2 separate regions of the Mus musculus genome follow, and region 2 is linked to region 1. The links are chromatin loops, found by intact Hi-C in ENCODE. Cell type or tissue: gastrocnemius. All regions are shown on one strand. Each heading gives the region's core, and the rest is flanking DNA. Links, peaks and the distances in the headings are about the cores only.

Region 1 (2,914 bases), core at 109-2,608:
ATTCTAAAGGGTGTACATGCCTGGAAGGCTGTGGTGCACAGCAGTGGAACCAAAGAAAGCACACAGCTGTTCTTAAAATTAAAAGTTTCTGCTAGAGATGAACCCCAGTCCTACCTGGGAAAGAGATGTGCTGGTGTAGATAAAGAGAACAGCAGCATGGTGACCACTAGGGGAAAGCAGGAAAGCCACATGATCTGGGCCTTGTGAGAGTTCATGCCCAGTTCTGAAGCAATGTTTCTATACAGGTCATTGGACACAGAGTCTGAGTGAATGTGTACTCCTCGTGGGATTAACTAATGAAAAGTAGATTTAAATGTGTTTGGTTTACTTTTTCCTTTTCTCCCCTCCCTCCTCTCCCCTCCCCTCCCTCCCCTCCCCTCCCCTCTTCTTTTCTTTTCTTTTCTTTTCTTTTCTTTTCTTTTCTTTTCTTTTCTTTTTGAGATAGGTTTCTCAATGTAGCAGTCATTGGCTATCCTTGAACTTGCTTTGTAGACCAGACTGGCCTCTAACTCACAGAGAGAGTGCTTCTGCCTCCCAAGTGCTGGGATTAGTGGTGAGCGCCACTACCACCCAGTGTGTTTGTTTTTCAAACATGATTCCTAGAGGAAAATCTCCCCACCTCTATTTGGTCAATTATATGAGACTGAAAGAGGATGCCCAAGATAGAGAGCTAATGCATGGAAAATGCTATTCCAACATTTTGAAACACCCAAGGTACTAGTATTCTTCTAACGTGGAGAGCTCAAGATCCAGGTGCTGCCAATTCAGTGGAAGAATTGAGAATTGATCACTGTAGAGTTGGGCCTAAGGATGGTTGAGCTTTCCAGCAGGTGTCAGCATTACTTTAAGCAGCAGCTTTAGGCTTCTGTGGAAGAGGATGGTTAGACTATTCCTTTGTTCTCAACATCCTGGGGTTAGCTTTTACTGTCTTGGAATATGCTATATTCTATCTAGAGTTGCATTCAATATTTTACCGTGTACATTTTTTTATTATGATCGTCTATGAAATTACTTACCTATAATACTAAGAAGCAAAAATTTTTTCCTTCACAGAAGACCCAAGAATTTTAAGGAGACTGGGTCAACAGGGGGCAGCACAATCTTAGGATATTTAAATTTTGGTCATTTGACCATTCAGAAACAAGATATAGATCCTGTGGTAGGGGCATTTTGAAGCATAGAATCCCTTTGTGTAAAATGAAATATGATTTATAACACAAAAAGCAGATAAAGTGATGTTTATTAATATATTACTTTATAGTACTTACATTAAACACTGAAATAAACTGAAAATAACGGACTTGCTTAAAAAAAAATTAAAGAAATCTTTCAGAAAGTGTGATGGCTGCCTTCCCATTTCCAATGAGGACATTGAACCTTAGTCTCTGGTCCCATGCCTGGGAGCCTGCCATTGCACACCTGTGGGTGACACACCTTAGTGTCACCGCACCACTGACAGTTCTGTTCACGGCTTTGGTTTTCGCAGTTCATCTTAGGGGAAACCCTGATTTGCATGGGTGGATTGCAAATGATAACTTCAACTCGTTATTCTGCAGTCTCCAAATATTCTTTCTTTAGGTAAATGGCAGGAGAATGTTTGTTTCATGGTGGCGAGGATAGCATATTGAATCTGTGATACAAACAAATGTTTTGCTGCTTTGTGATATGTGGGCAGGTAGTGTAAGGGCAAAGACAGCAGTAGGTGCAGCTGTTCCACACCCCTCAGGTAAACTGAAGCAGGAGGATGCTAACTGCTCACTAGCATCCCAGTGTGCAGCAGGCAGGCTCAGAAACCTGCCTCCCACATTTACTCACCAGGCACATTGCTCCTTCTCCTCTCATCCACTCATGTCCCATATTGTGCATATCTTCTATTTTAAATAGCTAAAGTCATATTTTAAAAATAAAACCCAGTAGAGTCCAGAAAGTACAGTTATGGGTAATAGCATTATCTAAAACATAAATAATGTTTCTAATAATAAAAATATGCTTATAACACAGATTCAGATAGTTGCATTTAAAACATTCGTTCATAGAAACATTCTGTGCATTTAAAATACACCAACTGGAAGCCAGAGATATGACTTAGCTGCTAACAGCATACAATGCTCGTGCAGGGAACCCAAGTTTGGCTCCCAGCAACCATGTCAGGTGGCTCACAACCACCTATAGTTTCAGCTTAAGGTACCTACATTCACATAGACAGACAGACAGACAGACAATTATAAAACTTTTTAAAATCAGTTTGAAAAGAACAATATGTATAAAAATAATCAGTTGTATCCCGCTATTTAAGTCCAGTGGCCAGTTTGAATAAGCTCACCCTCCATTGTGTCCAGAGGTCACTTCTGGAGGACAGAACTGTACAAATTAGCAGCTCAGCCAGTGTTGCAAATCTAAGAAAGGAAGCTTTTCATTTTTCAGGAATATGGTGGACCAGGAAGTCAAGTCCAGGACCCTAACCTTATAATAAGACCATGTTTTGTCACTCAGTGCTTCCCAGAAGACTCAACCAGTGACCAAGTAGAACCCCCAGTCAGACAGCTCAGTGGATAAAGTGCTGCTCTGCAAGCGTGTGAACTTGAGTTCAGATCCCCAACACTCCTCCAGTGATATGGGAAGTAGAGATAGGAGATAGCCTGGTGTACACAGCAGTGAACAAGAGACGACCTCCTCCTCCTCCTCCTCCTCTTCTTTCTCCTCCTGTTCCTTCTCCTTCTCTTCCTCCTACCTTCCTCTCCTTTTGGTTTCTCAAGACAGAATTTCTCTGTGTAACAGAGCCCTGGCTGTCCTGGACTCTTTGTAGACCAGGCTTGTCTCAAACTCAAGACATCCACCTGCCTCTGCCTTCCAAGTGCTGGGATTAAAGGTGTGTGCCACCCCCAGCCTTCTTTGCTTTTGTATCTACTTTTCT
Region 2 (2,914 bases), core at 293-2,792, 130 kb after region 1:
TTGCAGAGATCCCCAGCCCCTTGTAAAGTACGACGTCCTGCAGTTCCACACAGCCTGTCTCCTAGCTGGTTCTTCAATGTGCTCACGAGTAAGCCTGAGGGGACCAGCTGCATTTAACTTCCTGCAGCTCAAACTAGACATCTTCCAGACCCAAGTGTGATTTCCACACTTGGGTTTAGAATGTATACTTCCTCCTGTGGGAAGTCTGAAAGTCAGCTACATTGTATCATGTTTGACTTGGCTTGAGAAGGAGAGAAAGCTGGCAATGCTTAGGAAAGCCACACCTTTCATTTCTGAGCGTTTCCACAGTCTTAGAGTTCTGGGTTTGGGACAGTTTTCCCTCGTATTTCCCAGTGGTGTAGTTAAGCCTTCAGTGTGTTCACTGGGCTCTCTGCCTCAGGAGCGGCCCACACCCCAGATGCTATGTCCAGGTTCCCCATGACCAAGAGGAAAGTGGGCCAGAGGTGGAAAGTCTTGTAAACCATTATAGCCCCACTCCAGGAAACCTGTGCGACATCTAATTGTGGTGGATAAAGCCGATCTTATTACCCCACACTTCTACATGTGAGGGCTGGGCAAAAGGAAGAGCGTTGCCATGGAAACACAGATCGAGTTCCCAATGGAAAAGTTGTACAATTTTTTTTTCTCTGTGAATATCAATTTATCTAAAATACCAGTTCTGTGAGAGCAGTGGGGTCTTGTGACTGTGGCTCACAGCTGCGTCCTCAGCCCCTCACCCGGGTGTGGCGTGATGAAGCGCTCATTACGCTTCTGATTGTGAATGAAAATGAAGTTGAGTCAGCTTCTTAGCGGAGTTCGGGTTTCCAGCAGCATCCGTGTTCCTGATTCATTTCTAGTAGCCGGGATGAGAGCAGACTAGCACTTCAGTTTCTTTGCTAACAACTAACTATCTAATGAGCTAAAACAATGACTACCACCAAGGGATGCTGCTTCTCAGTGCCCTGTGTTCCCTCCACCCCCCAGGGCTTAGAAAGACCCTCTGACACTACATTAACCTGCTTGGTGAATTCAGGCATTTTGGCTTCATTTCTTTCCTTCCCTTTTTTTTTCAGTGTACATTAATTCGATAAAATAATAGACTTAATTATGACATTTTTATTTTGGATATAATCTATTTTGATCATATTCATACAGACCTCTGACTTCACTATCCTCATTCTCTCTACAGGACAGCTCCCTGCCAAAAATGTGTATACAAACACTCACCCACACACATGCAAACACATATACACTCATGCACACTCGCAGATCCATACACAGCCACACACACACACACACTCATACACACAAACACGCATACACACACACACACACACACACACACACACACACACACACACCCCCTGCCTAAGAAAGCCTGATCAGAACCACCAGCTCAGCAAGGTCTCGGGCAGCCACCTAGTGGTGCCTCTTTATCTCAGCAAGGCCCATCTGCTTCCAAGAGCTGTTGAAGGCAGGGAAAGTAAGGGTGACTTAGCATGTGGCCAGCTCCCTCTTAGATCTTCATAGAAGTCTGTGCCAAAGGCTTCCCAGAGTAAAGCTGGACAACCCAGAATCACCGGAAGGAAGTGATGTCACAGCTTCTTTTCCAGAGCTGCCCCAGGTGGGATGTGAGGGCAGGAGTGAGAGCCAAGGTGGGCAGAGTCCTTGTTTCTCTGGAAATATCAGGATCTGTGAGATTTATTTATCAAACACGCTTTGTCTCAGTTCGGATCTCTCCCTCCAAGTCCTTATGTAGAAAGACACTTTAACAGGGCAGGAGAATGGGGAAGAGGGAGAGTGGGGAGGTGGGAGAGTGGGGAGGCGGGAGAATGGGGAGGCGGGAGAGTGGGGCAGTGGGAGATTGGAGCAGCGGGAGAGTGGGAGGCAGGTGAGATTCACAGCACCTCACGAAGGCTGCAAAATTTCCATGAGAAAAACTCACTGGCAAAGAGCACGACTGGGCCTGTCCCTCCATCCCCAGCAGGCTGAATAGAACTGACTGCAGTAGCTTGACCAGGCACCCTACAGACTCACAGGAACCCCACAGCATCTAAAGGGGGGGACTAGGCACACATTCTACCTCTGGGTGTAGTCTTAAAATGTTAATGAGACTTCAAGAAAGAGTGTGTAGAGCCCCGTGTATCACACACAGTGCATGGGTGCGAAAGCCCAAGTTAGGCGGTGTCATGCTGGAAAGCCTATACCCCATGCACAGCATCAGGAAAAGCTACTAAAAATATTTTTGTGTTACACCCTATTCCCTTTTCTATCTTCTAATATATTCTTTCTGCTTCTAATCCTACCCACCTGTTTCTGCTCTACCCACCAAGCCCCTGTCCCAAGCCTCAAGCCCCCAGAACCCCTCTAGAAGGACCCTTACTTCTGCGGATACAACTGTGAACTGGTGCGATTGCATTACTGGGGAAATTGGGATTTCCCCCCCTCCCAGTGTTTTGATAGAAAACCTATAGGACAGGGAGCTTCCAGAGGAGGAAGATGGAGGAGAGAGCAAGCCACACGGCGGAAGCAGGGTGGGTAGTTTCAAAGAGTGAGGAATCCCAGCCCATCGGGCACAGCATAAGCTAGGCTTTGGTTAGAATTCACAAGAAAAAAGAGGTAGAAAGGAAGGACAGGGCTGTGCTTTTCTTTTTTCCTTCCTTCCTTCCTTCTTTTCTTTTCTTTTCTTTTCTTTTCTTTTCTTTTTTTTTTGACAGGGTTTCTCTGTGTAGCCCTGGCTGTCCTGGAATTCACTCTGTAGACCAGGCTGGCTTCGAACTCAGAAATCCCCCGCCTCTGCCTCCCAAGTGCTGGGACTAAAGACGTGTGCCACTACTTCCCGGCTTGGGCTGTGCTTTTCTAAGTTAGGATCCACAGTGGAAACCCTGCAAGTGACCACACCAAGAGTGGCGTT

The links. A loop is a pair of places that touch in the nucleus more often than their neighbours do. Peaks named below come from ENCODE experiments on the same cell type or tissue, not always from the same donor. Only the 100,000 strongest peaks of a DNase experiment are listed, where the experiment ranks them.
Region 2: a loop joins it to region 1, with 8 times the contacts of the local background. A loop is called at or near these places in 17 of 42 quality-filtered maps.

Annotation. Positions count from the first base shown.
Region 1 is chr1:192,910,463-192,913,376 of GRCm38, reverse strand. All of the region lies in intron 6 of Syt14 (synaptotagmin XIV), which reads left to right. Among named protein-coding and RNA genes, the nearest start is that of Gm39746, 18 kb to the left of the region's middle. In gastrocnemius, for the core only: CTCF peaks have their summits at 858 (motif pointing right) and 1,060 (motif pointing right); a DNase peak (open chromatin) is centred at 1,404.
Region 2 is chr1:192,783,083-192,785,996 of GRCm38, reverse strand. Gm31078 (a long non-coding RNA gene) reads right to left here. Exons shown (of 3, transcript XR_373900.3): 3 at 1-853. Among named protein-coding and RNA genes, the nearest start is that of Gm31078, 2.8 kb to the right of the region's middle. In gastrocnemius, for the core only: a CTCF peak has its summit at 1,444 (motif pointing left); a DNase peak (open chromatin) is centred at 1,402; H3K27ac peaks cover 793 bases.